2 separate regions of the Homo sapiens genome follow, and region 1 is linked to region 2. Evidence: chromatin loops called from intact Hi-C (ENCODE). Cell type or tissue: left ventricle myocardium inferior. All regions are shown on one strand. Links, peaks and the distances in the headings refer to the core of each region. The heading gives the core; the rest is flanking DNA.

Region 1 (15,596 bases), core at 2,581-10,580, 54 kb before region 2:
GATCAAAAAAGTTTATGAATACATCCTGATATGCATTCCTCTTGTCTCTAATAAATAACTTTGCAGACACATGGCCGCTCTGCCTTCATCAAAAGCAGAAGATAGAGAACAAAGGATCAGATGACATCCCAAGGTCACAGTGTATCCAAAAGGTCACAGATTGATTAACTGCAGGTTCCTTAGGCATTTCAATTTGGGAGTTGGGGTGCTGTTTGTAGTCATGTTAGTTTCAAAGTAACATATAGGTATTAAGTAATATTTTAAAGTTTACTTCTAGAACTCAAACATGAGAGAATATGGGCAGCAATTACTTTTTAAGCAAGTAGGGAATGCAAGAGAACTCTTAACAAGGTTTTTAAAACTGAAGGATTTGTCTGTAACAGCATTTTTTTAAACCACCATTATAATCCCAGCTCTTTATTTGTTTCTAATTTCTTATTCTTTTTGTATAGATCCTGAGACAAATATTGAAGTTACATGATTTCTACAATCTAGTAAAGCAAATTCCCAGAATCCCAAGTTAATCACTAGTTTCCCCAAGAGGCAATTCTTCTGGAATGAGATGATGGCATGAAACTGGTGAGAAAAGTGAAAATTGCTTTTTCTCATTTACAGAGTGAAAAGCCTAGCCATCCACAGACCAATGCAAATGCAGCAAAGCTTTCTCAAGTCTTTTGGCCCTGGAAATAGTTAAGCCGTTAATCCTTATTATTTTATTTGTACCTTACCCCTATAAGAAATGTAAACGCTTAGTGTACAAGTTTCTTTCCACCCTCCATGACAGATGTTTGTATCTTAAGCTGAGTATTATTTTTTATGTATCCTTTTTATATTATAATGAATAGAAAATTTCCAAATTGCCTCATTACATAGACAATAATTCAAATTACAGGCCCAATGTTGCAAAGTTGATAATGTCATCTTCATACTTGAAGGAAAGGAGATTATTCCTATTACACTATTATTAAACATTTAATGTAAATTTTACCATAGAAAAGAAGATAATCATGATAGAAAAAATTCATATTTGCATGATACACTTCGAACCTATTTATAGTTTCTCTTTGCTCAGTTAGAGAAATTTCAGGTATGTTTGAATTGGTGACACAGATTTTTTCCCTCTAGCCCTTTATCATTGCTATCTAGAGAGGATAATGTCTCACACACAAAAATTAAGTGGGTGGTTGCTATCTCTGAATGATTCCCGCCTGTCAGCCCATGGGCAAGAAAGGAGTTGAATTTAACCTTAGTCTCCAAGGATAGAGATAGATTAGATAAATGGGAAACAGCCACTCCTCCCATTTCCTGTTCATGGGATGTAGGAAATGACTAAAATAGGGACCAAAGGAAATTTATTGCTTAAACATATCAAGGATTAGTTCCTCAGTACTTTAAAAATGAGTCCCAAACTCTATTGTAAGAAAGAACTCTAGTTTCAAAGATAGATTAAATAATTCTGCAATTTTTGAAAAACAATTTCTCCCAATTTATTTTTGTCATTGAATAAACATAAAATGATATTTATTCAATGAAAACCTGTTATTTTGTTTTCTCAGAGTAAATAAAATTATTAAAATGCTGCTGACTCATTCCCCTGGCTGCTGGGCAATTTGCTGTTTGCAGTTAATAAAAAACACTTCTAACACTGACTCCAAAATTTTGTTACAGGACAGTGTTGTTTTAAATTATAAACTGAGAATACATACATGTGGATTTGTGTAGATTTTTGCATACCTAGCATGTCATACTGCATTAAACATAGATACTTGATATTTTGATTTTTTAAAAATAGTAATAGTAAAGAAAGAATAAAGGAGGATATAGTAGAATAATTCTTAAATGTACAAACCAGTGAGGTTGAAGCTCTTCTTGCATATTCATAAGTCCACGGGTTTCTTATGGGCATTCAAATAGCAATAATGTCAAAAAATGGATACACACTTCTAGGACACATGGACAATTGAAGGAGGGCCAGCATCTTCACTCATTACTAATCAGGAGACCTTGCATTTGCCTCAAGAGCGACAGAGCTGACAGTGGTTCCTTGCCTAGAACCTGCCTCCTTGTACCAGATCTATAAATAATTTTTCTACAGCAAAAGAGGGAGAATTTGAGCCCCTTCTTTATTTAAAAAAAGATTAAGTACTGATTTTTTATCATTTTTAGGATTCTTTATATTCCCCCTCCCATATTATCATCATTACTCTTTTGTGTATCAATCCCTTCTCTTAAGTATTTTTATTTTCAGCACAGGCCAGTAAGCAGCACATGAAGCAAGAAATGATATGATAATGACTGATAAATCATAATGGATGAAAAAGTTAGATTTGTTCTCAGTTATGTATTTATTTTTAGAAAACAAGAAAGGTGAATGGAAAGCCCTATCTGTATGGTGGCAATGAAGTGAAGAGATTAATTTTACTGTGTGATTTTTCAATCTTATCACTCTATAGTCCTCACACATACATAAGGTGAGGGGATGTCATTTAATGTGTTGTAAGTGAAAGCAGTCACAGTCATATTAGAGTAACTCATGCTTAGAAATAAAAACAAATTTTATGAAAACACCATATCTGCCTGTCATGTTTCACTCACAGTTTACAGAAGCAAGGTGGGAGAGTCCAGTGATTGAAATCATTCTCCTAGGTGTATGATTTCCACAAGGGTAAACAGAGAAGTGAGAGGATTGTACTTGCATATATTTTCCTTATTTATTTACAAGTATGCTGTTAAAGTAGGTCACTGAGTAATATGTTTACCTTTAGTTTAAAATCCAATGCAGTACTATGATGCTTCTGTAGAGTTCTTGACTCCTTACCCATCCAAACAACTACTGTCTGGGCGAAGAGGGTTGGTGAGAGCCAGAGAAAATTCTGGAATTACTGTCAGTCTCTTACACTGATGGACAGGAGCATTTAAAAAAATCTCTTTTCAGCAGGTGTGGAGTTCAAAGTGACAATACTCAGAAGTCTGGGCCCTCTCGTTGTCCCTTCTTTTTCTCTCCCCAGTTCCCCATCTTTCTCTGTTTCCTATAATTTTTTCTGAATGCGGTACTGTTGTTCTGATTCTGGACTGTTGGCCAGGAGTGGTGAAGGGGCATGTAACTTATTTTAAGAATCTTTCGTTGCTAGCTGGGAAAGAAACTTGGCAGAAACTAAGAGGACTCATTGAGGGTCCACAAATTAAAAATGTATTCACATTATGAATCTGCCAGGAAATAAATAGAAATATCATTAATCACATGAAAATGTGTGCCACTTCATTCATAAGATGGAATGTAAATCAATGTGAGATTCAAGTTCTTATCATTCAGATAGGAAAAGATTAAGTGTGCAATATTGCCCAATATTGAAGTGGATGGGGAAATGTCTATAGGTACATTCCCTTTGAATAACCATTTGGCACCATTCATCAAAATTTAAAGTGCACAAACTCTTGGTCCAAAAATTCCATTTGTAAGAACATTTTAAAAATAAGCATACTCATTCAAGCAGGCAAAGATGAATGCAAAAGTGTTTAATACAACATTTTTATATTAATAAAAAATTTGAAAAAACTTTATTGTCCGTCAACAAGGGGCTAGATAAATGAAGTATACCATAACCATTCAATGGGTTTTATGACAGATTGTAATATAACAGACCAATAGTTTTCATTATGAAAAAATGTCAAAGCATAATGAGTGAAAGCAAGATCTATACACACATAAAGAGAGCTATATAAGCACAAGAAAATGTTGACAGAAGCTGCCTCTGGTGAGTTAAGAGTGAAGGTCAGGAGTATTTGATTTTTTTTATCCTGAGCACATATAAATTTTCCATTAAAATCATGTTTTTAAATAAAGAAAATTGGAAACAAGGAAATAGTAATTTTTTTTCTTATGGTCAAAGCTTATTTTTTTAAAAAATAGTTTTTGAATTGGATTATTGTCATAAAACTTTTTTTAACCAAGAAATTCATAATTTCAGTTTGCGTAATACATTTCATACTAAACTTTTTTGCAGCCATAATAAGTAGTGAAATAATGCAACCTACAGGAGCTCCAGGCCAGGCTGGTGAGCCTCCTGGAGACAGCGGCTTTGCTGAAGCCTCAGGCACTGCTCATAACTACCTCCCCAAAGAGAGCTGGACTTCTTGTAAAAAAAAAAAAAAAAAAAAAAAAAAAAAACTCTCTCAGCCACCATGACACAATGTTTCAAAACCCCACTTTCTTCAGTGCATAACCAAGGCCATATTATATGCTTACAAAATGCCATATACACTTTATTCCATACTTCAGTGTCTTTCAGTTATTTGCCTACTGAGGAAAAAAAAATATTGAGTAAACACTTTTATTAAATGGGAATATCTGTTTTTTCTCCCTGTTCAGGAAAATATAAACATCATTAATGAAAGTGATATCAAACATTTATAAAAGGCTCTCAGGTTCAAGGTAGTGACATACAATTGACAAAATATTTCTAGGGATCACTTGATCCACTAATGATAGAAAACTCCTTTGAAGTGGAAACATTAGCAACTTCTAACATTATTCAGCTACTTAAGTCAGAAACTAAATATCTCTTGAGTACACATGAACACAAAGAGGGAAACAATAGACACTGGGACTTACTTCAAGGTGGAGGGTGAGAGGAGGATGAGGATAAAAAAAACTACCCATTGGGTACTACCTGGGTGATGAAATCATTTGTATACCAAACCTGAGCCACATGCAACTTACCCATGTAACAAACCTGCACATGTACCCCCTGAACCTAAAATAATGATTGGAAGAAAAAAAAAAATAAAGTAAATATCCCATACTTCTGTAACCTCACTAAGGTATCTATAGTTTATATAGTTGATATTTTTTAAAAGATGAGATCTCTCTATATAGATATTATATGTTTATGTCTCATATATATTTATAGATCTATAAATATATATAAGTTATATATATATTACTTATATCTATAAATATATATATATTACTTATATATATAAGTATATATATAAATATATATACTTATATATAAATATATATCTAAATATATATACTTATATATATAAATATATATAAATATATATACTTATATATATAAATATATATAAATATATATACTTATATATAAATATATATAAATATATATACTTATATATAAATATATATATTTATATATATTTAAATATAATTAAATATAAATATAAATAAATATTAAATATATATATTTAAATATAATTAAATATAAATATATATATCTATAAATATATAGGTATAACATATATATTTATAGATATCAATATATAGATCTATATATTGATATCTATAAATATATATAAGTATATATATTTATAGATCTATAAATATATATAAGTATATATATTTCTATAGAGAGAGATATGTAAATATATACCTATATCTATATCTATATATATATAGAGAGAGAGAGAGAGAGAAAGAGAAAGGGAGAGAAAGAAAGAGATTCTGTGATTTGTCAGGCAGAAGAACCAGAGAAAGAGAGTGACAGAAAGGAAAAGAGAAGAACCAGAGAAAGAGAGTGACAGAAAGGAAAAGAGAAGAACAAGAGAAAGAGAAAGAAAGGGGAGAGAAAAGGAGAAACAGAGAGGGGAATCCAGAGGAAAAATGATATATTTAAATAAATAAAGAGAAGAAAAGAGGGAATCAATCCTTGCGAAAAAGAAAGCAGAGCTATATTGACAATGTTTACTGGATTTTTAAAAAATCATTTGCTCAGAGGCCTTAATGTTATAACTTTAAAAAGGGAAACCTAGCAGAGTTTCTCTGAGAGTATATGGAGTCAGGATGACATTGACAATGTCAAGAGGTCCTCCATTTACCTTCCCCACCTTTTATTGAATACTAATTATGTCATCTTAATCGTTAAATATCAAAGAGTGAAATTAAAAGACAGAAACTCAACCTTGTTTAAGTAGCAAGAGTAGCCAAGGCTCAGAGTGTGCTGGTAGGTATACATTGTGTAACCTACACACCCAAACTTGCAATGAATATTTTGGGTGTCTCCTACATACAAGACATTGTGCTGTGTTCTGGGCACACAGTGGTTAAAAGAAGAAATAAAGCTCCTGTGCTCAAGGTTCTTTAGTACTACAATTTCTTAGCTGCTAGGCAAAGGCAATGTTTCCTCCTAAACAATAATCAGGGAAATCTTACAGGCAGTCTTTCTTCTGTCAACCATTTTTTATTATCCTGGCAAAGTTAGAGAATCCTTACCTGTGCTGATTTGTTGCCCTGATTTCAAGTTGCTTCTCTCCAACACTAAAATTTCCAGAATAGACCAGGATAGACGATAGACCTATCCTTCTTTACATTTTCTTCATGTATGACTGTAAAGTATTAAACATTTTGCCGAAGTGTAATACACATGTTTTATTTTATTTTTATTTAGACATATCTAAACCCAGAACATTCAGTGAGCCTTTGGCAGCAATAGCACACTACCCCGTTTCCAGATGGACAAAGCCATATGCTTCAAGGGCCCCCTATGGTGTCAATCTTCCTCTGCTCTACAATGCAAACCAATTCAACACTAAAATCCAACACTAAAATTTGTGTTGGTAAAATCAGTGTTGATTCTAAATCTGGTTGCTTTGAAGTAGCGGGGAACATTACATTCTTTCTAGGGTTGATAAGTGCAACTTCACATCCAGCACACTAGCAGTCTAAAAATATGCTTATCTGGATTTAGATAATTTTAGGATTTTTCCCCAAGAAATTTTGGAGGCTGTTGACAGTTTAGAGAAAATGGAGTAGGAGAAGCTTTCCAAAGTCAAAAAATGTGTACCATGAAAAGTTACCAATTCACCTGGTTGAAATTCTTTACTCACACTCTATCACCTCTTATTCCTTTAACTACTTACTGTCTGCCATCACACGTTTATAATAACTTTTATTTCAAAATGACTTTACTTTTATATTATTTATAAATGTTTGTAAATACTATTTTTTGGCCACTATTGGCCAACTACTTGTTTAATAGACTCAATTCTCTTCTGGAAGAAACTGCTCAAGGAGAAAAAAGTGGTTTATTCTGTAAGGTGTGGTAAAATCATTACTCTCACTGTACCAAGAATGCAATTAAGAATAGTAATAAAGTTTCCACACTCTACAGTATTTTTCTTTCTGCACAGGTTGACTCAGGTTGCAAATGTGGGTCTTTTTGTGTGAGATAAACCATATGTGGGAGAAGGGACCATTTGCTAGAGTTCTCCAGAGGACTGCAATTTAGAATATTCAGTCAGGAAATTGCTGTATGTGTGTGAAATTGAAATGTAGGATTGGGACTGAGCCTTTAATGTAAAAAGTATGTGTCCAAAATTCTAACTAAGAGAGCTTTAAATATGATCCACTATTCATCTTGGTAAACTCTTCCGTTTTTAAAATAGGAGATTAGTTTACTTTAAAAAATTTTTTTTCACCTCAATAAACATTTGTTGAACATTTAGCAGAAACAAGATTGTCCACTTCATTCAGCAGGGGATTAAAATTAACAATGTTTGGAAATGATTATTTTTGGGACATATTAAATTAAATATATGATTAAGATTTTTAAAATTAAACAACTTTTTGGTACTGGAAGCTAAGGTACTCACTGGGAGAAACAGACAATATACCGACATTTCTGTGTCTCTTCCAAAAGACAAGCTGTGTTGATTGCTAAAAGAGGAGCATATAAATGTTACAGGAGAAAAGAAGTGTAAGGTATTGATTTGATTAGAAATATGCAGGATGAATTGAATAGAGGGTACAATTTCAACAACTGTAAAGATATTCTAGGCAGTGACCTCCAAAGAAAGACTTGTGAAAATTTTTAATTAAGTAAAACTGAGATAAATTAGAAAGAAAATATTAAAATAACAATATTTTTGGCCTAATGATTTTAAGTTTTCATTTTTTCTAATGTGCCAAGTATTTGTGTTCAGTAACATGTCATGTTTAATTTTGTGTCAACTTGACTGAATCACAGGATGCCCAGATATTTCATCAAGCTTTATTCCAACTGTGTCTGTGAGAATGATTTTGGATGAGATTAACTTTTGAATCAGTAAACTGAGTAAGCAGATTTCCTTCCCCAATGTGAGTGGACCTCCTCTAATCAGCTGAAGACCTAAATACAACAAAAAGGCTGACACACTTAGGAATAAAAGGGAATTCCTTCTGCCTGACTGCATGAGCTAGAATATTGGCATTTTCTAGCCTTTGAACTTGGGCTGCAACATTGGTTCTTGGGTCTTCAGCCTACCAGCTTTCAGACTGGAACTTATACCTTTGGGTTCTCAAGCATTTGTCTTCAAACTGGATCTATACTATAGGTTCTCCTTGGTATCCAGCTTGCTGATTGCAGATCTTGGAACATCTCAGCCATCATAATTGCAATGGCATGAGCCAATTTCTTATAATAAATTTATTTCTCATGTTCTATCCCTATATGTATATATATATGGATAGAAAGAAAGATAAATGTAAAATGTAAAATACTTTTTTACTTTTACTTTACATATATGTATATATAGATAAACTTATATATACCCATATATAAATTTATATAAATTTTATTACATTTATTTATTATATAGATATATGAAATCTTCTTTATTTTGTTTATATAGAGAACCCTAATACAGATTGTGATGCTAGGAATGGTTCTAGAGGGACAGAACTTTAAGAATGTGTTTTTCTGAATTGGTCCTGGGTTTTCTAGAATTGGCTCTATAATTAGATTAGATTTAAAAATACTAAAGACTCTATTTCCAGTAACAAAGAGAGCTCTGATGATAGTCCAACATGTTACCATTGGTCACTCTTAATCAACCACTTAAAAAAGGCAAGAACCTGTTTGACTGCGTATATAATACTTTCAAACATTTTTGGCAAACTAATGAGTATAACAAGATTAGCTTGTTGCTACTATCGTCTCTGAATAAGGCGGGAAAAGAAAAGGATGGGCTCATAAATGGCCTGAAAGCTTCTATATCTGCCCTCAAGGAGACCCTTATTTACCGTAGCTACAAGGCTAATATTGCTGAAAATCAACTATAGAATCTCATCCTGCAATTGGCTGAATTACAACTTAAGTGTAATTCTCAGCCTCTTTGAGTGTCTACTGTTAATGCAAAGGTTCTTATGGGAGAAAAGGCCAAGAAAAAGTCTCTAGAACTGCCTATGCCTGGGAAAATAGTAAACTGTAACAATATTGCATTTCTGGGGTGATTATAGAGATTAGTGCCATGATCAAGGACTTGGAAGATGCAGAGCTGATGATTCCCATCATATCCCCATTTGATTAGCCTATTTGACATGCATAAAACAGATGGATCTTGGAGAATGTCAGTGAATTATTGTAAGCTTCACTAAGTGGTGACTCCAATTACAACTGTGGTAGCAGCTGTGGTTTTATTGCTTGAGGAAATTAACACATCCTCTGGAACCTGGTATGCAATTATTAATCTGGCAAATGCTTTTTTCCCATCACTGCCAATAAGACCCATCAGAACTACTTTGCTTTTATTGTTTTATTTTATTTTTACATTTTATTTTTGTGGATACATAGTAGATGTACATATTGGATATACGAGATATTTTGATGTAGGCATGCAATGTGAAATAAGTATATCATGGAGAATATGGTACACATCCCTCCAATCATTGATTATTTCAGTTACGAACAATCCAATTACACTCTTTAAGTTATTTTTAAATGTACAATTAAGTTATTATTGACTATAGTCACGCTGTTGTGCTATCAAGTACTAGGTCTTTTCATTCTTTCTATTTATATTTTTTAGTACCCATTAACCATCCCTGCCTGACCATGCACCCTCCACCTTCCCACTATGTTTCTCAGCCTCTGATAACCATCTTTCTACTCTCTATGTCCATGAGTTCAATTGTTTTGATTTTTATATCCCACAGATAAGTAAGAATATGGGAGCAGATATCTCTTTGATATACTGATTTCTTTTCTTTTGGATATATAACCAGAAGTAGGATTGCTGGATAATATGGTACCTCTCTTTTTATTTTTTTGAGGATCCCTCAAACTGTTCTCCACAGTGGTTGTACTAATTTACATTCCCAACAATAGTGTATAAGGGTTCCCTTTTCACCAAATCCTTGCCAGCATTTCTTATTGCCTGTCTTTTCAGTATAAACTATTTTAACTGGTATGAGAAGATATCTCACTGTAGTTTTGATTTGCATTTCTCTGATGATCAGTGATGTTGAGCTGATTTTCATATGCTTTTTTGCAATTTGTGTGACTACTTTTGAGAAATATCTCCTCAAATATTTTGTCCTTTTGGGATTGGATTTTTAGATTTTTTTTCTGCAGAGTTGTTTGAGCTCCTTATGTATTCTGGTTATTAATCTCTTGTCAGATGGGTAGTTTGGAAGTATTTTGTCCCATTCTGTGGGTTGTCTCTTAGCTTTGTTGATTGTATGCTTTGCTGTGCAGGAGGTTTTTAACTTGATATGATCTCATTTGTCTATTTTTGCTTTGGTTGTTTATGCTTGTGGGTTGTTGCTCAAGAAATTTTTGCACAGACCAATGTCCTGGAGAAATTCCCCAATGTTTTCTTGTAGTAGTAACATACTTTTAGATCTTAGATTTAAGTCTTATACCATTTTGATTTGATTTTTGTATCTGGTGATAGATAGGGGTCTAATTCCATTCTTCTGCATATGGATATTCAGTTTTCCCACCATCATTTATTCAAGAAACTGCCTTTTCTGAAGCGTATGTTCTTGGCAACTTTGTCAAAAATGAGTTCACTATAGGTATGTGGATTTGTTTCTGGGTTCTCTATTCTGTTTCATTGGTCTATGTGTTTGTTTTTATGCCAGTATCATGCTGTTTTGGTCACTATAGCTCTGCAGCATAATTTGAAGTCAGGTAATGCAGTTCCTCCAGCTTTATTTATTTATTTATTTAGGCTTAGGATAGCTTTGGCTATTCTGGGTCATTTGTGATTCCTTATAAATTTTAGATTTCTTTTTCTATTTCTGTGAAGAAGGTCATTGGTATTTTTATAGAGATTTCATTGGATCTGTAGATTACTTCAGGTAGTATGGGCATTTTAACATGAACATGGAATATTTTTCTATGTTTGGGTGTGTCCTCTTCAACATCTTTCATCAGTGTTTTATAGTTTTCATTATAGAGATCTTTCACTGTTTTAGTTAATTCCTAGGTATTTAATTTCATGTGCAGCTATTGCAAATGGGATTATGTTTTATTTCTTTTTCACATTGTTCACTGTTGGCATATAGAAATGCTACTAATTTTTGGATGTTGATTTTGTATCCTGCAACTTTCCTGAGTTTGCTTATCAGTTTTAATAGTTTCCTTGTGGAGGCTTTAAGTTTTTTCAAATATAAGATCATATCATCTGCAGACAAGGAGAATTCAACTTCTTCCTTTCTGATTTGTATGTCCTTTATATGCTTCTCTTCTCTGATTGCTCTAGCTGGGACTTCCAGTACTATGTTGAATAACAGTGGTGACAATGGGCATCCTTGTTGTGTTTCCAATCTTAGAGGAAAGGATTTCCTTTCCTTTCTCTTCTTTTTGTTTCTTTTTCTTTTCTTTTCGTTTCTTTCTTTTCTTTCCTTTTCTTTTTTTTGAATGGAGTCTTGCTCTGTCGCCCAGGCTGGAGTGCAGTGGCAGGATCTCAGCTCACTGCAACCTCCGCCTCCTAGGATCAAGCGATACTCTCTCTTTTTTAGTTTGTTTGGCTCAAAGTTTGTCAATTTTGCTTAATTTTTCAAAAAGACAACTTTTTGTTTCATTGAACTTTTATATATATATTTTCCATTTCAATTTCTTTTATTTCTGCTCTGATTGTTATTATTTCTTTTCTTCTACTACTTTTGGATTTTGTTTGCTCTTGCTTTTCTACCTCTTTAAGATGCACCATTAGATTGTTTATTGGAAGTTTTTCCTTGTTTTTAATATACACACTTATAGCTATAAAATTCCATCTGAGCACTGCTTTTGCTGTATCCCATATGTTTTGGCATATTGTGTTTTTATTATCATTTGTTCCAACAAATTTTTCAATATCCCTCTTAGTTTGTTCAGTGACGCACTGGTCTTTCAGGAGCATATTGTTTAACTTCTAGGTATTCGTATAGCTTCCAAAGTTCTTGTTATTAATTTCTAGTTTTATTCCATTGTAGTCAGAAAAGATGCTTGATATTATTTCAATTTTTGTATGTTTTAATACTTGTTTTGTGACCTAACATATGGTCAATTTTTGGGAATGCTCTATGTGCTGAGGAAAAGAGTGTGTATACTGCAGCCATTGGATAAAATGCTCCGTAAATATTTATTAGGTGCATTTGGTATATAGTGAAGATTAAGTCTGATAGATTATATATATGTGTGTACGTATATACATATGTATGTATATATAAAATCTGTCCAATGCTGAAGTTGGGGTGTTGAAAACTGCAGATATTATTGTATTAGGGCCTGTTTCTCTCTTTAGCACTAATAATGTTTGCTTTACATATCTGGTTGCTCCAGTGTTGGTGCATATGTATTTAAACTTGTTATATCCTCTTGCTGAATTGACTCCTTTATTATTATATAGTGATCTTCTTTATCTCTTATAGTTTTTGTCTTGAAATCTATTTTGACTGATATAAGTATAGTAACTCCTCCTCTTTTTTGGTTTCCATTGGCATAGAATATCTCATTCCAATCCTTTATTTTCAGTCTTTGTGTTTATTTAGAGGTGAATTGTGTTTCTTATAAAGAACAAATTAATTGGTATTTTTTAAATCCATTCAGCCAGTCTATGTCTTTTGATTGGAGAGTTTATTTCATTTATATTTAATGTTATTATTGATAAGCAAAATCTTACTCCTGCCATTTGTTAAGTGTTTACTGGCTGTTTTGTGGTCTTCTCTTTCTTCTTTTCTTTCTTCCTGTCTTCATTTAGTGAAGGTCATTTCTCTCTGGTGAAATAATTTAGTTTCCTGCTTTTTATTTTTTGTGTATCCATTGTATGTTTTTTGGTTGGATGTTACCATGAGGCTTTCAAATACTGTCTTCTAACCCATTACTTTAACCTGATAACAACTTAACACTATTTGAATAAACAAAAAAGCAAGCAAGCAAAAAGAAAACCAAAAAAAGCTCTATTCCTTAACTTCGTCCTGTTACTTTTCATCTTTTTGCTTTTTCTATTTATATATAATTGTCCCACCTATGTCTTGAAAATTTGTTGTAGTTTTTATTTTTGACTGGTGTGTGGTTTAGTCTTTTTGCTTAGGATAAGAGTAGTTTTAGGATAAGAGTAGTTTTACACCACAGTGACAATGTTATAATATTCTGTGTTTTTCTGTGTACTTACTATTACTGGTGAGTTTTGTATATTCAGGTGATTATTTATGGTTCATGAATGTCCTTTTATTTCTAATTGAAGTACTCCCTTTAGCTTTTCTTTTAGGACAGGTCTGGTGTTGAAGTAATCCCTGTGCTTTTGTTTGTCTGGGAAAGTCTTTGTTTCTCATGTTTGAAGGGTATTTTCACCAGATATACTACTCTAGAGTAAAGATTTTTTTCCTTCGGCACTTTAAATATGTCATGCTATTCTCTTGGCCTGTAAGGTTTCCATTGAAAAGTCTGCTGCCAGACATATTGGAGCTCCATTTGTGTTATTTGGTTTTATTTTTTTTCCCCCTTGCTGCTTTTAGGATCCTTTCTTTATCTTTGACCTTTGAGAGTTTGATTATTAAATGTCTTGAGGTAGTCCTCTTTGGGTTAAATCTCCTTGATGTTATATAATCTTCTTCTACTTGGTTATTGATACCTTTTTCTAGATTTGGGAAGTTCTTTGTTATTATCTTTTTGAATAAACTTTCTACACCTATTTCTTTCTGTACCTCCTCTTAGAAGCCAGTAACTCTTAGATTCGCCCTTTTGAGGCACTTTTCTAGATCCTGTAGGCATGCTTGTTTTTTATTCGTTTTGTTTTGTTTTGTTTTGTCTCCTCTGACTGTGTATTTTCAAATAACCTGTCTTCAGTCTCACTAATTCTTTCTTCTGTTTGGTCAATTCTTCTACTAAAGTACTCAGATGCATTCTTCAGTATGACAATTGCATTTTTTTTCCAATTCCAGAATTCCTTCTTGATTCTTTTTAATTATTTCAATCTTTTTGTTAAGTTTTTCTGATAGGATTCTGATTTCCTTTCCTGTGTTATCTTGAATTTCTTTGAGTTTTTTCAACAGAGCTATTTGAATTCTCCATCCGAAAGGTCACATATCTGCTTTTCAGGATTGGTACCTGCTTTTTTAGTTAGTTCATTTGTTGAGATCTTGTTTTCCTGGATGGTGTTGATGCTAGTAGATGTTCTTGAGTGTCTGAGCATTGAAGAGTTAGGTATTTATTGTAGCCTTCACTGTCTCAGCTTATTTGTAGCCATCCTTTTTGTAAAGGCTTTCTAGATATTTGAAAGAACCTGGGTGTTGTAATCTAAGCTGTATCTACTTTAGGGGGCACCCTAAACCCAGTAATCCTGTGCTTCTTGCAGACTCATAGAGGTATTACCTTGATGGCCTTAAAGAAGATCGAGGAGAATTCTCTGGGTTACCAGGCAGATACTCTTGTTCACTTCCCTTACTTTATCACAAATATACAGAGTCTCTTTCTCTGTCTCTTCTGAGCCACCTGAAGCTGGGGGTAGAGTGACACTAGCAGCCCTGTGGCCACCACTATGACTGTGCTGGGTCTGACTTAAAGCCAGCACAGTGTTGGGTCTTGCCCAAGGCCTGTTGTAACCATTCCCTGGCTACTGCCTATGTTTGCTTAAGGCCCTGGGGCTCTACAACCAGAAGGTGACAAAGCCAGTCAAGCCTGTAGCCTTCTCTTCAGGATGGTGAGATCACCTAGCCCCCAGGTGAGTCCAGAGGTATTGTTTGGGAGTCAGGGAGTAGAGTGGAAAGAAAACCTGAGAAGTCTACCTGGTGTTCTAGTGTATTGTGGCTGAGCTGGCACTCAAACTACAAGATGCAGTCCTTCTCACTCTTCCCTCCTCTTCCCAAGGCAGAGGAGCCTCCCCTTTTAGCCACCACCACCCTAGGCCATGAGAGTACTGCCAGACTACCAGCTAATGTTCCATTAAGGTGCAAGGACTGTTAAGTCAGCTTACGGTGAATGCTACCTCATCTGGGACTCACCCTTCAGGGCAATGGGCTCTCCTCTGAGCTGGGGCAGGTCCAGAAATGCAGTCCAAGAGTCAAGTCCTGGAATCTGGGACTCAAAACTCACTTGGTGCTCTGCACTGCCTGTGTCCATGCTAGTACCTGAAACCAGCAAGTCTCAGAGTCTCACCCAAGGCCCTCGATGTAGTACCTGGGTATTGCTGCTGGTTACTGAGGGCCCAAGGACTCTTCAGTTAGCAGGTGATGAATGCTGCCAGGACTAGCTTTGTTCCTTCAAGGCAGCATGTTCCCTTCTGGTCCAGGTTGTGTCTAAAAATGTCATCTGGGAGCTAAGTCCTCTAAAATGGGGGCCTCATGATTCTAGCTAGTGCTCTATTCTACCGTGGCTGAGCTGGTATCCAAGATG
Region 2 (15,596 bases), core at 2,895-10,894:
TTTGTCCAAAACATACAAAGAACTCTGAAAATTTAACAAGAAGAAAATTAATAATGCAAAAAAATGGTAAAGACCTGAACAGACGCCCCACCAAAGAAGATATACAGATGACAAATCAGCATATGAAAAGATGTTCAACATCACATGTCACTAGGGAATTGCAAATTAAAGCAAGAATGAGCTACCACTCCACACCTATTAGAATAGCCCAATCCAAAACACTATTGCGGAGAATGTGGAGGAACAGAAACTCCCATTCACTGCTGGTGGGAATCAAAATGGTACAGCTACTTTGGAAGATGGTTTGGCAGTTTCTTGCGAAACTCCTTGCAAAGTCTTCAAAATGATCCATAGAGAAGAAAAATACATTAAAAATACAGGAAGCAGTATAAGTAGGAAACATTCGGCATGTGATAAAATCTAACATGTATAATTGGAGAGAGAAAATGGAAGAGAGTGAGTTTTTAAAGAAACTCTGACTCAGAATTTCTCAAACTGATGTAACACATCGAATAACATGATCCAAGAAGCTCTCTGTTCCCCTACCTTCCAGTGTATTAAAAAAATTGAAATGAATGCTTTACCTCAAACGAAATGCAATAAATAAGACATCTAAAAGAAAATTTAGGAGATGATATTCTTCACCTTAGAGTTGGCAAAGATGCTTTAGATGGAACACAAAATCCTAACAATTAAAATAATTGGTAAATTGGACTTCATTAATATCAAGTGCTTCTGTTCACTAAAAGTTGCCTTAAAGAGAGTAAAAGACAAGCTGCGCACCAGAAGATATTAGCAATGCATTACTGTAACAATAAACTCATATTCCAAAATTTTAAAATGCCACAAAAACTCCACAAGGCACTCATTGAAAAACAAAACATTGCAATTAAAAATGTTTTAAAGAAACAAAGGACTGGCTGGGCGCAGTGGCTCACGCCTGATAATCCCAGCACTTGGGTTGCATGTGCATAAATGCTAAGTGAACCTTGGGGTAACTCATACCTCAGTGGCACCAGGGCAGTGCCAGAATATGAGATAAAGGTGCATGGCATGATGTGATGTAGGAACTGTTGGAGAATTCATGTGAACAATAGGAGTAACTAGGAGTAATCTGCAAGGCAGGCTATAGGTCTGTAGTGAAGATGGTGGCAGCAAGTGGAAATCTGGCTGCAGGACCATGGAACTGATGTAAACAGCTGCTAATGCTCACTCTGGCCCAAAAGCAAAGCAAGTGCATGAATTTGGGTGTCACATAAACAAAAACTGCCTTTCAGATCCATTCATTCTTCTAATGACATATATCCATGTCTTTCCTAAGGTAAAGATGCTCTCATTTCTCCCTGGGATGTAATGTACAAATCTAATTTATCAACATTTCAACCTTCAAAAAAAGCCTTTAAAAGGGTCAGCAAAGCAAGCTCTGGTACCCACTGTTGCAGTTGGTTCCTGGTCTGTAAGTGATACTCATCATCTTTCTCCACTGTCTCCCTCTTTAGATTTCTTTCATCCTCAGCTAACATTCTTGCTTGGTGGACTGCCAGCCTAGTGGGAAAACCCAGATCTTCATCCCCAAGAGGTCTCAGCCCATAGTTGTCTTGCCCTTGTCAAGCTGTTATTGTTACAACTGCCCATTTATAGTTTTCAACTGATGTAGGAGTCCCAAGAGACAACACAGTTAATCCCTTGAATTCTAGATACTCATCCCTAAGTCCAATGTGTAGCAACCACCCTAGCTTCTTCATGGTGATTGGGCTTGATTACTCCCACTAGTATAGTAACTCCTGTCTTTGCCTTAAAAAAGGCCAGATGGTGGCTGCAACCTCTAATTTGGTGTAACTTATTTTGCATTGGCAAAAGTTTTCTTTCAAGTAAGGTGGCTCGGTAGATAATTGTGCATTCCAGAAGTTAGTATCCCAACCCCACAGGAGTTGTATAAAATAATTTCTATAAGAATGTATTACTGCCCTTTTAAAAGTGAAAAGACACAAAATTGATCTGTTACCAAATGGCTAACTGGACTCCCTGAGGAGTGCAACCACAGTGCTCAATCTTGGTCTCTGCTGCCAGCAGGTTGAGCATTCAGCAGGAGTAAGGTTAGCTCAGCCTTGGTAAGGGAAGGCCCATCTTGTCAGGTTCATGCACAAGTTATAATCCTGTCTCACATTGTTTCAAGTGTGACACATAAGTTATGCATGTGTGGACACTGAGTAGTTTCCACAACATCTCCTGCCTCCGACAGGAACCCCTGGGCATAAAGTGAGAAACACATGATATATATTTAAAATCAATGTGAGAAAGAAGTTGCCAATTGAGTCCCAGATTTACAGTCATGATGGAACAGTTTGTGCTGGTGCTACGACACTTTCTGGCCTACATGCAGAACAAGTATATAGATCATAGTGACATACAAACTCAATCTGCTCTGTCCTGATTTTCTGGTGCCTTAAGCAGCTATTTAGTGTGCTTACTGGGCAAGTCAGCCTTGAAAACATAATAAAAGGCAGACTATGTGATATACTAAAGTTAGGACAAACATTCAACCAGTATGTCTTGGTGTGGCTTACTGACTGGTGGGTTTAGTGGGTCATACTTCTATTTGATAAAATTTTAGAAAGCACAAATGAGAGTAAAGAAAGATTTCCAGACTGGCATGGCTGAAAGAAAGGCAGAAAGGCAAGAAATAGAATGACTTCCATTAGAATTACTAATCAACTCATTGTCTTAAAATAAATGAATAAGTTAGAAGCAGGATCTTGAGGTTTTTGTTGGATGAAAAACCAATAAAGGTTGCTGCGACTTAATAGACAAAATAGGGTTATAGAGGGTTTTTAAGAGGAGTAACGGCACAACCAGACTGTTGCTATATGAAACACAAGTTAATAATAGTGTTTAGGAAATCAAATTTAAGGTTAGGAAACTCAATGACTTTAGCCTTACTTGAAGCATAATGAGGCTTGGATTTCCCTAACATCAATGTGAATGAGTAAAAATGAGGACTGAAGTAAGATATTACTAGGCTTAGTAATAGTCATTGATGGGTGAAGGCAAGGAGGAAAGACATGACGATGATTTGAGAGGTCAATCCTAAATTATCTTCATGAGTGGAACCATCTTTTAATTTTGATCCCATTGAATCTGAGGTATTTGAATGTCAGAGTAACGATACATTTGGTAGGTGTGTGTGTGTATATATATGTATTTATGTATGTGAATACATACGCATGTATGCATATAGCTGATGTGAACACAAAGATACCCAGATCAGACTTCAAGGAAGGGCTTGCTGTTTAGCTGCAGAACATGTGGTCAGAAGCCAGCGTCCTGCTATCTTGCCCATCAGATCTGCCTTAGATTCAGATAAATCCTTTGCTTGAGGTCACATCTCTACCAGAGCAGCCTGCCCCCAGTGACTGAGCATGGCAGGGGTATAAAGTTCTAGCCATCATGACCTGTTGCACAACATCTAGTAAGCAACACTTGCTACAGAGCTCCCTGCCACTTCCACTTCTTCCTTTGCCCAGTTGTACTTCTTCCCCATCCTTTCTGCAGCTGTTCGTCCCTAGTAAACACAATGCACTTAAACTGTGTCTCAGCATTTGCTTCTGGAAACCCAATCTGTGATGGTAACAATGTATCATTTTGGATTCTTGTAGATGCAAACTATGAAATAGCCCACTAAATGTGTCTTAAAAATTTATTATCTCATAAAAAGTTCTGAAGCAGGAAAGTAGCAGAGTTAACTAATGAGTAATTCAGTGATATCATAACAACTTTGAATTCTGTTCATCTCTCCATTTTCTCTTCCTGAAGATTGTCTTTTTTTCTTATACTTGTTTCCTCATAATCAAAAGATGATTGTCACAAATTCAGGGGGCATACCCTAACAACCAAGTCCAAAGGCAAAATGATAGTTTCTTTTCCACATAATTTTTTTTTCTTTAATTAGAAAAAGAAAAATTTCCAGGTCCCAGTGGCTTGGGTCGGGATACCTTCTTATCACTGATAAGGACACAGCAAAGATAAATTTGGAGAACAAGGAGGTTTTTGAGTAAGTAACCATCATTGTCTGCCACAGAAAAGGTTCTAAATTTGATTTCACAGATGAAGTATGGAAGAAATATCCCACTTCATTTTTCCCTCTAAATCAACTTGCATTACATTATAAGACTCGTACTTCTTTGCATAGAAGGAAATTCAATCACAGTCTATAATCTAGGTTTCCCTGGTGCAAATGTTCTGTGATATTATTTGATCCCAAAGCATTAATGAAAACCCAGCAATTCACCAGCCAACACTTGTTTTCACTGAATCATTCCTTGTTGCAATGCACGCAGTACCTTCAAGTCTGATGTTTTCACTGCTTCTGTATTATTGGTCAAGCATGTGAGTTGATGCTGAGGCTGGGAACCTTGGTGGCATGGATACTACCTCCTTAGGTGCACCATTCCTCCAAACCATCCTGTTCAAAGTCTTGCCATTGCCCTGCTCTGTTTCCAAGCAATGTCCTGGCCCCTGATAAATGTAAAATCTGCCAATCTCTGACCACTCTTCATCTAGGGGAAATCCTTCCTGTAGGTCAGTCTCCTTTTAATTTTTTTTTTTCTCTCCTCCTCTCTTTAAACAAGGAGCACACTCTTTTCATCAAGTTACAGTGTAGGCTTTCTGCTCTGTACAAATCCATAAGATAAGGAAGTTCTTAGAGCTTGATTACTGCTCAGAATCAGGAGAATGGGAAATGCAGAGATCAAAACACAAAAGAACAAAATGTATCTTGACCCCCATCCCCAGGGTTTCCAAAATCAGCAAATTAAAACACAAGAAGCCTAGTTAAATTTAAATGGCAGATAAGCAATGAACCTGTTTTAGTATTTCTTGCAGGATAAATTATTGGGCATCATGCATTTTATTGGTAACTTTAGACATCCTCCCCTACCTCCTTCAAAGTATGTAATATTGGTTTGAAGCTTGGAAGAGAAGTTGCTACTGAAAATATAGATTTCAGAGACTTGTAGATTTCGGCTGAAGCTATGTAAGGGATGAAAACTCTAAGCGACCTTAGGATGTCCGGAGAGAAAGACAGACTCTTAAATTATCCTTAGTGTCTGGAATAGTGCTTAACATATAGGAGATCGCAATAAAAAAGAACAAAATGAAAAAAAATCAAACAAGAAATAACTAAGTTGAAGTGAGAGAAAGCCACTCAAAAATAAGCCAATTTCTTTTTAAAATTTTGTTTTTCTCCTGAAGTAATGTATTTTTTTCCTACCATTTTCATTATTTTTTTAGTAGATTATGTCACACAGACATAATTACTGTGGCACTTTTTATGAATTCTCAAGTGAAGACAGATCCATGTTTATATTATACTCTCATGGTTATTCAAATTGACCACATATGTGACCTGGACATTATATTGGTAAACGATTCTCCACTGATGAATAATTAGAAGAATTAATTCGAGAAATCAATGTCTAGTTCGAGATACTCTCAGATAATTCTTGATGTAATAAAGCCTTAAACCTCAAAACAACTTTAAAATCTACACAATAGAGGTGTTGTTCATCATATTTATGGGTATCTTAACTTTGTCACACTTTCATACGGTGCAGATTCAGAGCTTAGGTAGAGTCACAGCTGTTGTCTAGAAATCAACATTAAGTACCCTAACATACCAGATTCTAGAAAGTATGATTCTAATTGTGTTGATCTAAAATTCTCTTCAATATAACTGATTTTTCCCCATGGAATAATCAAGAATAGAATTAACCTGCTATATAGAGAATGGGGAAGGACAGCTTCAAGCAGTCATGACTAGAATCCCAACCGTGGAGATAGAGCCCAGGCGGCCAGGACATAATGTCGCAGAGTGGCAGACCTCACAGTCACTGCTGCAAGTCACCAAAGAAATGTCACGTCCCATGTAGCACTCGGAAATGCCCAGCCTTTGCTCAACCTCCCTGCACACATGTGGCTCCCTCCACAGTACTATATTCAAATGCAGGGCTTATACTGTTCAGTTACCTTAAAATCACCTTAACTTGTAACATTTCCAGAAAATAAGAATGCCTATGTCTAAGTTGCCAGCAGAAATAATTTTGAATTGAATCAGAAGGAAGTTTCCTTGGATCAGAAAGATTGTGCAGCAACTTCAGCAGTGATTATTATTCCATCTGTTGATGTGATTATGGAAATTCTGGCTGAGACTGTAAGTCTTGTGCACTCTGCTGTCCCTCTACTCTCCAAAGGATGGAGGGCTGCCAGCTATGCAAAGTGCTGGAAACGGATGAAAGCAAACTGCTGACCTTGAAGTACTGTTCAGGAGCTCTTAACTCTTTCAGATACAGGTAGTGTGAACGTGTTTATGCATATTTACTCAGCTTTGCAAAGCAGATTGTTGGGTTTTTTTAATTTTTTTAAGCTGGCCTCTGAACTCCATTGCATGGTACCCAAAGAAGCTTATGAAGCTCAGAGGGGATAAAATGAAAAGCAGTGGTAAGTTTAATTGAAAAAACAGGATATTCCATGCACTTGGCAACTTGAGCAACTGAGGAAAATGTGAGAGGACCAATGTTGCAGTTACACAGTTGAAACCAAAAGGATTTCTTATTAAGAGAAGCAACAATATAAAAGAATTAGTCCTCTTAGCTCTTACAATGTATATTTTATTTTTGGCAGTAAAGGTGGCTAGGAGTTGCAAGAAATGCTACTATTTACAATAGAAACAATTTGGCTTTTAATCATTGATTCCTTTTTAACAGAAGGGACTAAGACTGAAACTATCACTTTATGACATCAAATTTATCAAGGAGAGTAAAAAAATGCAATGACATGTGGATGCTGCTAACTCCTGAGAACTTTTGGTACCACATGGATTCCGTGTGGGTTTCTGAAATGCTCCTATCTGATTTGGCTCCCTTAGATACGCTCTTCCACCACCTGCATGTTTTGAAGAAGTAAGATATTTTCTCTCAGAAAATAACAGGATGAGCAATTTTGTATGCCTCTTTAAGATACTGGCCATGAGCTTCTATGTCATTTTTGTGATTCAGCTTCTCCAGTGAGCCATGAGACTCAACTTGATATTGTTAAAAAGGAAAAGGAATCCTCTGTGCATCTGATGTTGTTGTAATATCTTCAAATGTAAAGTGACTCATTTCAGCCTTTGAGATGATCCTGAGTAGAATCATTCATGTTATTCTCTACTGAAGCTATTTATTACCTAGAAGTTTTCCTTTACAGTTCTCACTTAAGATTCTCTCCACCTCCTCAGAAGAGCAAGCCTGAGGATAGAGACGTGTCCAGTTGAAAGTGAATGGTGGACACCAGTGTGCATTGTCAAAGTCCATTGGGATCAGCTTTCAGATAACACACAACCATCGCTGAAGGTCTTCAGTGCACTACGCATTCTCTATTCAAAATAAGAAGAAGGAAAGTTTTTTCTCTTTTAACCAAGTCATTTCTTTGTACCATGGAAATTTTAATCCTAGTCAAGGTTTGAGAAATTAGAATGGTCTCACTAATCCAGGGCCTAAATAAAGTCACAGTGGAGTCACAAAGAGTTAGTCTGGAAGCAAGTAAGCCTGGTTTTTTAACCCCAAATTTTGAATATGAATAAATTCATATCATTAACACTAATATTTTTTAATGCCAGATGTGTTTTTTCCATTACATCGAATGTCATTGTGACTTGGAAATATGGACATTACTGTTGAAACTTTAATGAATTTAGGAAAATGCTGTTGGTTAATTTCTGGTAAACCATTTTTTAAAATGGTTTTTTTCCTTCCTAAATATTTGCTCCCAAATTGATGTCCCCAGTGCACTGAGTACACCAAACCTCTCTGGATGGCCAGTTTCCTCAGAATTTCCTCTTCCCTTTTTTGTTATAAGTCATCATTGTCCCAGAGCTGCAAGCATGGTCTGCGTTCTCCTGGGAATCTTCAGATCTGTTTTTTTGTTTGTTTGTTTGTTTGTTTTTAAATATCCATAGGGACTAAAGCAGGGCTGGTTTTATAAGTAGCACAATTAGCATTGTTTGAAAGTCTTTTTAACATTTTAATGACTATTTCTTGAGGCCCTACCTGCCTTGCCCTGCTATTCTAATTACTCTGGAAAATGGCCATACAAAAAGAAACAAACATCCCTAGTGGAAGAAAGCAGATTAAAAAAAATTAGAACAAATAAAATATGTAGTTTGTAAGAGATAACGACTACTATAGTAGAAGATAAAGAACGGTAGGGGCCAGGGAATCCTGGGAGTGAGGGAAGAAACTAGTTTTAAATAGGGTGGTCATGAAATGTTTTACTTTTTAAAGTAAAATTTTAAACCAAAGACGCATAAATAGATGAGGAAGAAAACTTTTCAGATATCTAAGGGAAGAGTATTTCAGGCAGAAGGGTTAGCAAATTCAAATGTCCTGAGGCTGAAGCATGTTCAGCAGGTGTGAAGTACAAGGAGGCCAATGTTGTTGCAATGAAGTGAGCAAGAAGCAGTTAGGTGCAGTGGGGTCAGGGAAGACATCATACAAGTAGAGAAGGCCTGATGAAGTAGGGTTTTTCAGGTTACTGTAAAGAATTTGGATTTCATTCTAAGAGACATGGGTAGTCATCGATAGAGTTTAGCTTAAATTCCAACAGTATCACTCCACTTGCCTGGTTGAAAATAGACTACAGAGGGGTAAGTGTGGGATGAAGGTAGAACAATTTATAAGCTACAACCATAGCAAAACTCGCAGGACAATGACTGACACTTGGACCAGGGTGGTGGCAGTGCTGCTGGAATTTGTGACTTACTTAGATATAAAATAGGAGACAAAGAGCAGAGTCAACGATGACTCCAAGTTTCTGGTCATTTATTGAGATGGAGAAGAATGTCAGTTGTTAAACTCCTTGATATTTGCTCTTTAGCCTTGATCTTGTCCTTTGATCTGTTGCAGTCCATTCAGAGAAATAATCCTTTATTTCAATCCCTCTCTCCATTTCATAACCATTTGGATTTTTGAAAAACCTAAATCTTCTGATATTATAAAGTCCCTGGTATTGTAAAGTCTTATAACTCAGAACGTGGACAACCCAATAGTTTCATATTTTATCAACGTGATTATTTTACAACATTTGACAAGTAGAATAAAACGATGTGTGTTGCGTTCCTGTGGTAATTTAAATATCTTAATGTCTTAAAGGGACAATCATCAGATTCTGCCCTCAGAATTTTGCTTTGTCCCCGGCAGAAGGCATTTTGGGTGCTTGACTCACTTATGTGGATGATTTTAACTACACCATTGTTTCCATCTTGGACACTTGTTTATTTTAGGCCTCATGACAGATGAGCTCACCCAGACCTTAAAATGCAGACTTTAAGGTTGCATCAGACTATAACTTGATGCTAACTTTGTTTATTCCCCTCTTCAGTTACTGAAGTTACACCCTAACCTCTGGAAAACAACTGGAGACAATGTTTATTTGATAACAAATTAGAAGCTGGCGTCCCAGTTCTCTCTGAGTGTGACTATGTGTATGCAATTTAATGATACTGCAACTGCGTATTATGGTGTATCAACTCGCTTTCCTTTATTCTTTGAGATTTGTTTTATGTTTGGGAGAAGCAAAGGAAAGTGGTAAATGTCTTCTAAAGTGGGAAATTTCAAACCCTGAGATACAGAGACAGAATGCACATCCATAATATTTACATAAAGCAGAATCATTTCTCTGTCCTACCAGGAGAGATGAGAGTAGCAAGGAGAGAAGGTCCAAACTACTGTCTTTAATTGCGTTAAGGGAGTGAATGCTCTGGGGCCTCTATCTTTGGGCTATGCAATAAACCATTATTATGACTGTGGCTGGGAAAACATTTTAAATGTAGAATAAGGTAAGACAGAAGACCAAGAATGTCTACATTATGGACTCTGTGAGTTTTATTTTCAGCATCTGTAAATCTGTAGTCCTTTATAAACAGAACAAAGTGGTCAATTTTCACAGGGGCTGTGCTGGCACAAAGGTACCAAGGGCTTAGATTGGGAACAAAGTCATTAAAAATAACTACACACAAAGAACTCAGTCATAAATAATGTGCCACAGAGGATCCAAAGAACTCAAAGGCTGATTACTTCAGTACATCTAAAAATCTGCTTCAGGCTACCTGGCCTTGAATATGATGAATTCCTTAAAGGACTCCTCCAATTCTCTCCTCTCTTTCTCTTCCTTCTTGCTTTTACCTTTCTTCTTCCCCTCCAACCCCACCATTTCCTCCCCAAAAGCTGCTGGTTTGTCAGTCATTCTGGCAATCAGCCAGAGAATTAGAGAATGAGAAAAAACAAAAACAAAAAATTTCCTAAGGTCCCTTTACCTTTCCACTTGGGCTCCATATTGTAATACAGCTTTTCTATGCTCCCCTTCTCAAACCTCCAGCATCAATGCTGACTTAAAAACTTAGTTTTTATCAGATTTCACCAGGATAAAAATGTTAAGGAAAAAGAGGGAAATTAACATTGCTGGGACACCAGAAATATAAAGCCATTTAAATCCTTCACTCATTTCTCATGTTATCTTTTTCTCTTTCTGAAATTTTGTCACTTTTAATTATTGTGGCTTCCTCTTTGACTGCTCTCTTACTTTCATTGCATCCAATAATGAAGTAAATTTTGTTGTCTCATTCAGATTATATATGGTGACCTTTTCTTACCACCTCCACAGGCTTAATTTTTTTCACACTTCCAAGGCTTAACTTATCTGGGTTCTGTGGATAAAAGTTCTCCTCTGTGGAGCCTTTCCTGATTCTGCCCTTCTCAAGTGTAATTAACTCCCCCCTTCCTTGGGCTCCAACTTAATGTTATCATGACAAATATGACATTTGATTAAACACACACATATACACACCGGCTTGTCTTCACTTGCTAGATGAGGTCCATGAAAAGATGATCTACTCTTTTTCTACCAGTGCTTGCCACATAGTAGGTACTTAACTGGTCCTTGAATGAATGTGTATATCGTATGCCAGAGACACTTCTAGTTGCTGTCACGAGTTATACCATTTAATCTTTACGACAGTATAATGTTGGTTTGCTGATTCTGTTTTTTTATAGACATGAGAAAATTGAAGCTTAGAGGATATAATGGGTAGGAAGTTCAATTGCTAATTACTAGTAGTTACAGGATTCAACTGTCATGAAAGGAGAGCTCGCTTTCACTGGTACTCCAATTTCAGTGTGCATCAGAATCACCAGGATATCTTGATAAAACAGAATTCAACAGCACATTCTTAAAGCTTCTGATTCAGTAGGTCATGGATGGGGGCCAATGATTAGTATTTCAAACAAATTTGCAGATGATGCTGATGAAGTCGGCCCTGAGAGCATACTCTAAGGACCATTGCCTTACCTAACCTGTACATCCTAATCTGTGAGTAGCTGCATGTTTATGGGAGAGAGGATGGCTAAAATTTTACAAAGAGTCTAAGAGCTTGTGTTTCAAGCATGTTCTTAAATTGAATAATCTTTACATCCTATTATCTATCAATCTCTCTATCGGTAAACTAACTAATTTTTCAAATGTGTATACATATTGTTCTGGTTATTGATCTACAAACTCATTGAACGTATCACTGAATTAATGGAACATTTTTATTATTATGTGTTCTCTCCTTTCATGGATATCGGAAGCACAATTGCTGTCATATGAAGAGAAAGAATGTTTAAACATTATGAAGAGAGGTTATCATAAGGTTACAATCATTGGGTAAATTATGGCTCAACTTTATTAAGAATAAGTACACATAGCTAATAAAAAGATATGTTTAAAACGATCTAAAAATTTATGTACAGGTTTATAGAGCTTATAGAAGTTTGCCAAAAAGGAACAAATAAAACAACTGTACTTATGTTTGGGTGGCAGCTTAACAGATGATTTCTTTCTCCTCTTTCTCCCTTCATTCTTTTTCTTTTCTACTCTTCTTTATGTTTGTGCCTTTAAAATTTTCTATGATAAGTATCTTTTACTCATTGCTATGGTTTGAATGTTTGTGTTCTCTCCAAAATTCACTATGAGGTGTAATCCCTGTCTTAGTCCAGTTTGTGCAATACCACAGACTGGGTAATTTGTAAAGAATAGAAATTTATTTGTCACAGTTCTGAAAACTGGGAAGTCCAAGATTAAGATGTCAGCATTTGATAAGTGCCTTTTTGTTGTGTTCTCACATGGTGGAAGGGTGAGAGAGAATGAAATTGTGCCTTCACGTGGCAAAAGAGCAAAAAAGAGGGCATACTTACTCCCATAAGCCCTTTTTATAACTCACTAATCTGCTCATGAAGGCAGAATCCTTATGAGCTAATCAACTCCAAAAAGGACACACCACCCAACACTGTTGCATTGGGGATTAAATACCCAACGAAAAATTTTGGGGGAATATATTGAGAGCCCAGTGCAAAATATTAAGAGATGACACCTTTAGGAGTAATTAGGCCATGAGGTCTCTGCCCTCATAGATGGAATTAGTGCCTTATAAAAGGGATGGAGATAACTAACAAGACCCTTTTTCCCTTTCACCTTCTGCCGTGTAAGGTTACAACAACAAGGCACCATCTTGGAAGCAGAGAGCAGTCCTCACCAGACACTCAATGTTGGCATCGTAATCTTGGACTTTCCAGGCTCTAGACCTGTGAGCAAAAAATATCTGTTCTTTATAAATAATGCAGTCTATGGTTATTTCTCATTATAGCATGAATAGACTAAGACATTTACGTAGTAAATACATACATACTCCAGATGATAAGATGCCCCCTTCCACACTACATTCTATATGTAGAATATAATTTGTTTTTGGCCTGGAATCCTTAAGAAGGACTCCAGCTTTGAGAACTCTTATGCAGTACAGCTCTCCCCACTCAACCCTGGCTTTGTCTTCTTGAGGCCATTAAATCTAGACAGCTCAAATTTGGAAAAGCACAATATAAATTCATCCAACTTCTTGATCATGGTAATAAGATTCCCAACACAGCATTCTTATAATTATTCTTTCTTCTGTCTAGAACCTTCAGACCCAAGTATTTGCATGACATACTTCCTCACTTCATTCAAATCTTTCCTCAAATATAATCTTCCTAGAGCAGATTTCTCTGACAGTTATATCTGAAGTAGCACCCCGTCGTTCTCTTTTCCCTCATCTTGCATTGTTTTTCTTCATAGTTCTTATCATAGTAGGTGCTCAATAAATATTGCTAAACATATGAATGGATTTATTCCTCATCATAACTTTATGAGGTAGTTACTAGCACGTTCCCTATTGCCAAGGCTTAGAGACATTAAATAAATTGCCCATTTAAACCAAGTTATCTTATGCTAGAGTACATATTCTTTAATCACCACATATTGCGATGTTCTTTTATTAACTGATTAAAGTCTATACAGGCACTTGAAAGAGCAGAGATAGATAGTAAAGTATCATTGATAATAAGATATTCAGACACATGGCAGATTACTAAGGATATGAGTATGAGTATGCAAAATGACGTGTACTTCCAAGATATGAGCAAGCAATTGAAAATACCTTATTTTATGAGAGGGTCAACATGGTTTTAAGATCTGTGCTTACTGGCAAAATTGATTGCCATATGTGCAGGGATAAATATTTCCATTTTCCCCTATCTTTGACAGAAAGTGGAAAAAGGAAACACTAAAAACAGGAAAATATGTGTAATATCTGCAGAATGGAAGATATGTAATTCACTGAGCAGCTGAAGAATTAAATCAGAGGTATGTTTTGGCACTCTTTACACTCCCGACTCACTTCCCGTAGATTTTTCCCCTTTTTTATCATGCAGGACCTGGATCTGGTTCCCTTTTTTTGTCCCTATGCCTAGGAGTTACAGAATGTCACCAGTCACATTCCTCTTAGTAACAGCAGAAAGTAGGATGGCCACCCAAAGTAGCCAAAAATTGGGGAACCAGGCACAGGGCTGTCAGCTGCCCTGACAGTAGCTTTGGACCTGGTCTGAACCAATAACATTAGGGACTTCTTGGCCAACATGATTATTTCTCTGGTGTCTTCAGATTTTTTAGAACATTTCATAAAATTACAGGAGATAAACAGGTAAAGCTTTAAACACTTATATTTCAAAACATGTAAAGTAAGTATCACTTTGTTTTGGATAGGTGGCATAATTTGTGGAGTTTCAGGTTCTCTCCAATCACACTATCATTTGATATTCTCGACCAAGACTCTACTTCAAGTTCCAACAGAAACAAAACCTATACTGCCTTCAACAATCTGAGACCACCCACTTTGCATATCCCAGTGAAACTTCAAACAAGACCTGGAAAATATCATTGGTTAAATTTCATGCAGATGTCTGACCACAATCTAGGCACAAGTATTGAAGGAATATTTATTTGCATCTCAGGGACAAACTTCCTTTTTGGTTTCTCTTCTTCACAAAGGGGAAAATAAATTAAAAACTAATGATATTGCATTACATCTTCATAGATGCAAAAGATAAACCAAGAAGGACCAATATAGCATACTAGGAGTTATAGAGAAATAAATTAAAATAAAAAGAGACACAAAAGCATTTAAATATATAATTTATTAAGACTTTGCTAAAATAAAAGAATATTTCAGCCTATACATTTCAAGGAATACCAAATGCAAGAATTCACAAGAATTATTCTCATCTGTTCTTGAGGAATCTCATGGTGAGCAAGATTTCGCCAATCAAGAAATGAGTGGAAAAGCCACAGCAAAGAAATTTGTGGTGATCATTGAATCTATTCAACTATAGAACAAAGACTAAACAAATGTTAAGGCTACAAGTTCAGGCCCAAATGTAAACATTATAATCCGCAATAATTTAAAAAATGAGCAAAATTAGAAGAGTAAATATTGTGATACTGTCTTTAAAAATAAGATTATATTTAACAACACAGAAAGCAGAGGCAAAGATGGTATGTTTAAAGCCTTGAAAAGAGAAAGTCTAAAATAATATAACACAAAAAAATCAGTCCTATCAATAAACATAATTAAGCCCAACTCACATAGTAGCCTGAAAAGATTATTTATTTGGATTATAAAGTGAAATGATATGCTAAAACAAAATAAGTCAGGCATGGTGGCTCAAGCCTGTAATCTCAGTGACTTGGATGGTTCAGGTAGGAGGATCGCTTGGGGTGAGGAATTTGAGATCAGCCTGGGCTAAAAACTAAACATATAAAAAAAGAATTAGCCAGGCATGGTGGCGTGTGGCTGGAGTCCCAGCTACTCAGCAGGCTCATGTGGGAGGATCACTTGAGCTCAAGAGTTTAAGGTTACATTGAGCTATCATCACATCACTGCAGTCTAGCCTGGGTGACAGAGTGAAAGTCTCTTGGAGAGAGAGAGAGAGAAAGAAAGAAAGAAGAAAGACAGAAAGAAAGAAAGAAAAGGGAAGGGAAGGGAGGAAGGGAGGAAGAGAAACAAAGAGAGAGACAGAAAGAAAGAAAGAAACAAGTCATACCAGGTGCAAGTTTACACCCAAGATGATATAGAGTGTCACTGTGAAAGAAATAAAGATGTCACAGAACTTTCTTTTTGCCCAACTCTCTCACAAGCATGGTCCTCAGATCAT

The links. Peaks named below come from ENCODE experiments on the same cell type or tissue, not always from the same donor. Only the 100,000 strongest peaks of a DNase experiment are listed, where the experiment ranks them.
Region 1: it touches region 2 in a loop (2.0-fold over the local background); 2 of 110 quality-filtered maps call a loop at or near these places.

Annotation. Positions count from the first base shown.
Region 1 is chr4:100,635,308-100,650,903 of GRCh38, reverse strand. No RefSeq gene overlaps it. Among named protein-coding and RNA genes, the nearest start is that of LINC01216, 32 kb to the left of the region's middle. In left ventricle myocardium inferior, for the core only: no CTCF peak of the experiment used is centred there; no DNase peak of the experiment used is centred there.
Region 2 is chr4:100,582,021-100,597,616 of GRCh38, reverse strand. No RefSeq gene overlaps it. Among named protein-coding and RNA genes, the nearest start is that of EMCN, 72 kb to the right of the region's middle. In left ventricle myocardium inferior, for the core only: no CTCF peak of the experiment used is centred there; a DNase peak (open chromatin) is centred at 6,246; H3K4me3 peaks cover 353 bases; H3K27ac peaks cover 1,079 bases.